Linked DNA regions of Homo sapiens: region 1 is linked to region 2. Evidence: chromatin loops called from intact Hi-C (ENCODE). Cell type or tissue: endothelial cell of umbilical vein. All regions are shown on one strand. Each heading gives the region's core, and the rest is flanking DNA. Links, peaks and the distances in the headings are about the cores only. Region 1 overlaps ADD3 (adducin 3). Region 2 overlaps ADD3-AS1 (ADD3 antisense RNA 1).

What was found. Hi-C counts contacts between places; a loop is a spot of excess contacts. Peaks named below come from ENCODE experiments on the same cell type or tissue, not always from the same donor. Only the 100,000 strongest peaks of a DNase experiment are listed, where the experiment ranks them.
Region 1: a loop joins it to region 2, with 7 times the contacts of the local background. A loop is called at or near these places in 4 of 110 quality-filtered maps.

Annotation. Positions count from the first base shown.
Region 1 is chr10:110,040,662-110,043,586 of GRCh38, reverse strand. The region is part of intron 1 of ADD3 (adducin 3); the gene reads right to left. Among named protein-coding and RNA genes, the nearest start is that of ADD3-AS1, 34 kb to the right of the region's middle. In endothelial cell of umbilical vein, for the core only: no CTCF peak of the experiment used is centred there; a DNase peak (open chromatin) is centred at 1,226.
Region 2 is chr10:109,977,468-109,980,392 of GRCh38, reverse strand. All of the region lies in intron 2 of ADD3-AS1 (ADD3 antisense RNA 1), which reads left to right. Among named protein-coding and RNA genes, the nearest start is that of ADD3, 29 kb to the left of the region's middle. In endothelial cell of umbilical vein, for the core only: a CTCF peak has its summit at 1,820 (motif pointing left); a DNase peak (open chromatin) is centred at 1,802.

The sequences.
Region 1 (2,925 bases), core at 277-2,776, 63 kb before region 2:
AGTGGAAAAAATGTGGCTCCAATAGTGATCCCTCTCCCTAAGAAATACATGTTCATTTTACTATATCATTCTTACCAAGCTATTCATCCTTGGTTAAAAAAATAAAAATAAAGCAGCAGGCTGCTAAGTTAACCCTAAAAATGGAATAACAGCAAATAGGTGAGTGAAATATCTAGAAACATCCAAATGCAACTTTCGTAGTAAAGATAGAAAGTCATACAAAAAAAGATCAGCCATACTTAAAAAATAAATAGGATTTGTTTAAAAAAAAGAAACCTGGGAGGAGGTCAATTTCTTTATTTAAGTTATAGATTTCTCTAAAGAACATTAATTCGGATGCAAGTTAAAAGAAATACTCATTTGGAAGAGAAGTCCACCTGTAAAGGCCAAGCCGTTCAAATGAAAACTGGGCTGGCCCAACAACCACACACACCAAGATCTTCAGGACATAATTGAAACACAAACAAAATTACTATGTCCTCTGTAGGCTATTCCACAGCCTGCAAGTAAGTTTTCAAAGTCAACATTCTTGATCATTGAGCCAAGATTAATCATTACTAGGCCAGTGCATGCCATTTGCTGAAAAGCTGAAATACGTGATCATTATTTAAAAATATTAAATATGACCCACCGAAACTCTGAAGTAGAAAAATATGCATTCTATGTTTTCCCCTCAAAGTTTTAATAACTACTTTGAATAAAAATTAATTTAAATTATCTTGGTATGGGTGTACTTTAGACAAAGAACAAAATCAAACTGCTTTACCATTACTGTAAACTTTCTCATGAAATAACTGGATGATAGAAATTGAAGCAGTACTTATTTGTAATTACCAGGAGAATTCGATTTGGTTCCCAAGCCTAAGAAGTAAAAAAACTGATGGAAAAAAAAAAAAAAACAGCACCAGACAAAACTCAGTTATCAATAATAAGACTATTAATATTTTATTAGTGTGCTAATTCTTCTTCTAGATAACACCAAAATCCACATTCCATGTTATTAGACTATTTCCTGATTAAAGATAGTATTATTATAATTGAAATAAATTTATTTTAAAAATCATGAGTGTTGTTTTTTTGGTAAAAAGATTTAAGATTATTTCTCAGCTCACTGAACATACACTTCCAGACACCTCTAAGTCACTTGAGCAAGACTGACCGACAAACACGAACAAGAAAGGCTTTACTTGCCCCAGGAAAGCCCCCTGAATGCCTGGACTCTTTGTCACCTCCTGGCTGCCTTACTACCACTGCCTTCGCTGACACCCTCCCCTCACCCAAGTAGTATAGAACAGAATATTTAAAATAGCTAGTAGTTATTCTAATATAATTGTGCTCCAAATCACCTTTTCTTAAAGTGGCACTAGTTTATCCACAGAATAGGTGGCTGTCTTCTAATTATGGCAAGCTCAAACAACAGTATTTAAAAATTAAAACTACTATAGAAATACTTACCTACAAAGATCTAATCACAAAGTTTATTTCCAAAGAAATATGCTTCTCCTTTTACAACAAATAAAGTCATAAAATCTTCCAGAAGGGGATTTTTATCTGGAAAAGGAATTTCTTAATACAGGGTCACGGATCCCAAGAGACGCTACCAACTTTAGAATATTTTATTTGAATTCTCTCAAATATAAAAAAATTATCCACATATTTTTTGGGGGGAGAATCCATGGCCTTCATTAGTTCTTACAGGGGGTCTGTGATCCCAAAAGAATTTTAAAAGTAATATAACTAGCCTGGGAGTTTTAAGTAATGATTTTGTTGCTACATGCCTATCAGCTGTCAGGTATCTATTGCAAGTAACTTCTTGTTGATTCAGTACGAAAATTTCTGAACTAGTTGCTTTTTAAACATATAACAGAGGAGGCCCAAGGTTACTGTTATAACAGCTTAGTTCTCACAATCTTGCATTTCTTGTATGACAGAGAACCAGAGCAGTGGAAATTGCCCATAATTCTAAGCACGTCTGTGGAAATGTGAGTGTGAACATCCTATATCACACATAATCTAGAAGAAAAAAGCTTGAGAACTGCTGATTTGAACCAACCCTTTCGTTTTACAGATGAGGAAACTTAGGCTTAGAGATGTTAAACCATTTATTTGAAGTCACAAAGGGGTCTGATACCTTATTCAATGTAACCTCAAGCAGGGCCGGGATTGAAATGGATCCCTACACTGGCATTTTCTTAGTCTGGATTGTGGCTATAAAAAGGATGATTTTATACCTTGGTATTCAACAGAGTTCCATCCCTGGTGTACTTCTCTCACTCTGCACATTCACCTTGGAAAACCTCATCTGCCTCCCACAACTTCAACTCTCAATTCTCCTGTTATTAATTCACAGATCTGTTATTTACAGTCCTGTCAAACTTCTAGCTTGTGCTCCAGATCTCTATGTTCAACTACCTACTTAAAATCTCCTGCTGTGGTCTGCTGTTCAAGTATCTCAATCTTCAAATGTTGAAAAATCAAACTCTTATCACCCACATATTCTTCCAAAGACAGAGAGACAGCGAGGGAGATAGTGAGAGACACAGCATGAGCAAGAGATACAGCATGAGTGAGACAGAGAGGGACAGAGAGACAGACACACGGAGAGAGAGAGAGAGAGAGAGACAGAGAGAGACAGAGAGAGCGAGAGAGAGAGAGAGCGAGAGAGAGAGAGCGCGTGCGTGCAAGTTCTTTTTTCCAGTTTTCTTTCTCCATGCCAGAAATTAGGCACTTCTTTAACCTGACCTTCAAACTCCATCATTCCTTCTGTTTTACCATTTTTCCTTTCAGGAAAAGTCTCTTCCTCTCTATCCGAGTCCACTGATTTAGTTCAGGCACTCTCTCTCTCCTGGCATACTTTAGTAATCTCTTTACCTTCAACCTTCTCTCAGTCCACTCTCAATACTGTTGCCAAAGGAAGATTTTTAA
Region 2 (2,925 bases), core at 280-2,779:
GAGATCAGATCATAGAGAGAGGGACCATACTGGAAATTAATAATAATAATAATAATGTTGTGGATGATGATAATAATGTCAATCTCTATTGAAGGCTTACTGTGTGTCAGATGCTGGATTATATTACTTTATATGCATGATCTTATTTATTCTTCTCAACAACTTCAGATAGATACTATTACGGGGACCTGAAGTAGATATTATTATAATCTCTATTTTACAGTGGAGGTAACTGAGGCTTAGAGAGGTTAAGTAACGTAGCCAGGTCAAGATCACGTAGCCAGCAACAACTCATTGGTCCATGCTTTTACCAGCACACTCACAGAGCCAGTGAGCTTTGGACGCAAGGAGTAAGATCAGGAGAGAATGGGAAAATGCCTTTTGAAGGGGATAATTGAAAGGGCCACAGTGGGATTGTGTGAAGGGCCCAGGTTTGATCGAGTGGTTCAGAGTTTTACTCAAATAGGAAGAAAGAAAACATCAGGTTGGTCCCTCTGGGTGAGAGATTGGGTGAAACTGCTTAAAAAATCCAGACCAGAGCCACATTCTGCCTTTAGAATCAGCTCTTCACTATTTTCCACCCAATTTTAAGGCCATGTTGTTATATAATTTGGATATGACAGCCAGAGATAATTTTCTGCTCGAAACAATTAGTCATATTTTAGGTTGGATAGGTTTGACTGAGTAAATCTTTCTTCAAGTGAGCATTTTATTAATTATAGAAAGGGCTTGGAGAGACATCCTTTCAAATAACGGAATCAAACCCTTTCTCTAAGAGAGGAATCCCTAAGCCTTGCTGGATCTTGCACAAAAATCATATACCATCCCACAGCTAAATTCATTTAGAATCCCACCAGAACATTCTAATGCAATTTTTATGAAGTGTCTTTTATTTTGTACTTGCTTACTCTGTAACAAATGAGTCATTGATTTTCAAAAAATTTTAAATGTATCCAGAGGGTTTTTTTTTTCTTTTCAGTTTTTGTTTTGAACAGCCATTCAGAAGCCAAACCCAGTAACCCTAAGTTCTCCTGGCTGCTTTGCTGTAAAGATAGCTTTCCTCTGAACTGATTGTAGTGGTTGCTTTGACAAGAACGAACCACTTTCTTTTTTTAAAAAAAATTTATTATATTTTATTTTAAGTTCCAGGATACATGTACAGTACGTGCAGGTTTGTTACATAGGTAAACGTGTGCCATGGTGGTTTGCTGCACCTATCAACCCATCACCTAGGCATTAAGCCCTGCATGTGTTAGCTATTTATCCTGATGCTCTCCCTCTACAGGCCCCAATGTGTGTTGTTCCCCTCCCTGTGTCCATGTGTTCTCATTGAAGAACGAACAACTTTCAACTAGCCAAATTGCTGAGATGTGAAAGAAGTACCTTACAAGTCTTTCTAAAATGTTGTCCAGCAATTATGTTTGAATATTTGTGTGTTATATTCAGGGAAGGCCTGAAAACAACAACAATAAAAATGAAACTTTAGGGTCAATCCCAATTTTCTTTGTGATCATGAGGTATTCTAATCTAGAGTTCCTTTGGGAGCCTTTCCTTGTGAGTTTAAGTAGGAAAGCCGACGGGAGCCTCACCGTACAGCTGTGGTCGGGTACAGTAATCCCCTGATGACTAGTCAAAGACAGATCCACTCGATGCCTATGTTTTTTTCTATCATTCAAGAGTGGCCAAGGAGACCAAGGGTAGGAGTGAGAATTCACTAGAGTTTTCAACAAAGCATTCCAATAAATTAAAAAAACAAACAACTTTTGTAAGAATGAAGTGTTTGGCAATGCTGGTTGGTTACAGCGCCCTCATGTGTCTCAGCATGGTAGTGTCATTTTAGGGCTTTCCAAGGGCATGAGATTCTCTCCTAATCATTAGACCAATGCTATTGAATGGAGTCCTTTTCCTCCATGTTTGTTTCTAGGGTCACAAATAGACTTCTTTCTTCTTTAGGTGTTAGTTTGAATCTCCAGTGTGATTATAATTTTTATTAGAAACTGTAAACATGAACTATCTCATTTTCCAGTCTGTTTCTGTGCATGCTCGATAAATGCTTGCTGAATTTGAGCTCATTTAAATGTCAATTCCTGCCAAAAAGTGAAAATAACCCAAATGCCCGGCTGGGGAATCAATAAACAAATTGTGGCACATCCATACAATAGAATACTACTTAGTAATAAAAAGGAAAGAACTACTGACACGCAGCAACAAGAGGCTGTGAATTATAAGGTTCTACTTATGTGACATTCTGGAATCAGACAGATACCAGATCAGCAGCAGCCACAGGGCTGGGGAAATATGGTGGGATTGGTTGCAAATGGGTATTAGGGAACTTTTCGGGGAGATGGAAATGTTCTTTATCTTACTTGATGTTGGTGACTTGACTACATACATTAGTCAAAACTTATCGAACTGGCAATGGTGGTATGACAATGAGTATAGCTGCTTTCCAAAACTCATTGAATTGTGCACTGGAAAAGGGTAAAATTAACTGTATATGAATGATACCTCAGTAAGCCTCATAAAAACTTTCAATTCCTTAAAAAATTATCATGGATTTCTTCCAGAGTACTGAACACCAACCCCTCTGGGTTGGTTTCCTTTTCTTTGCCTATCTGAAAAAGATGCCACGATTAAACTCTTAGACTCTGCAAGTTCCAGCCCAGTTCAAAGTCCCAATGGGGCCAGACTGCATTCCAAACAGTCTGCTCCCCGCCTCTGCCATTATACCAGAGACGGCGTATGCAGTGACACAGTCTCTGTAGCATTTGGATACTGAAAAGGAAAACATCAAAGTTCCGGGCCAGTGCTAGCTGCCACCAACAAGCACAAGCCCCTTGAGGAGAAATGAGATCTGGGCCCTGAAGGCAAATTCATACTGTCAGTTTGCTGGCTCTCCTCAGTGAAGGACAACAACCACGGTTC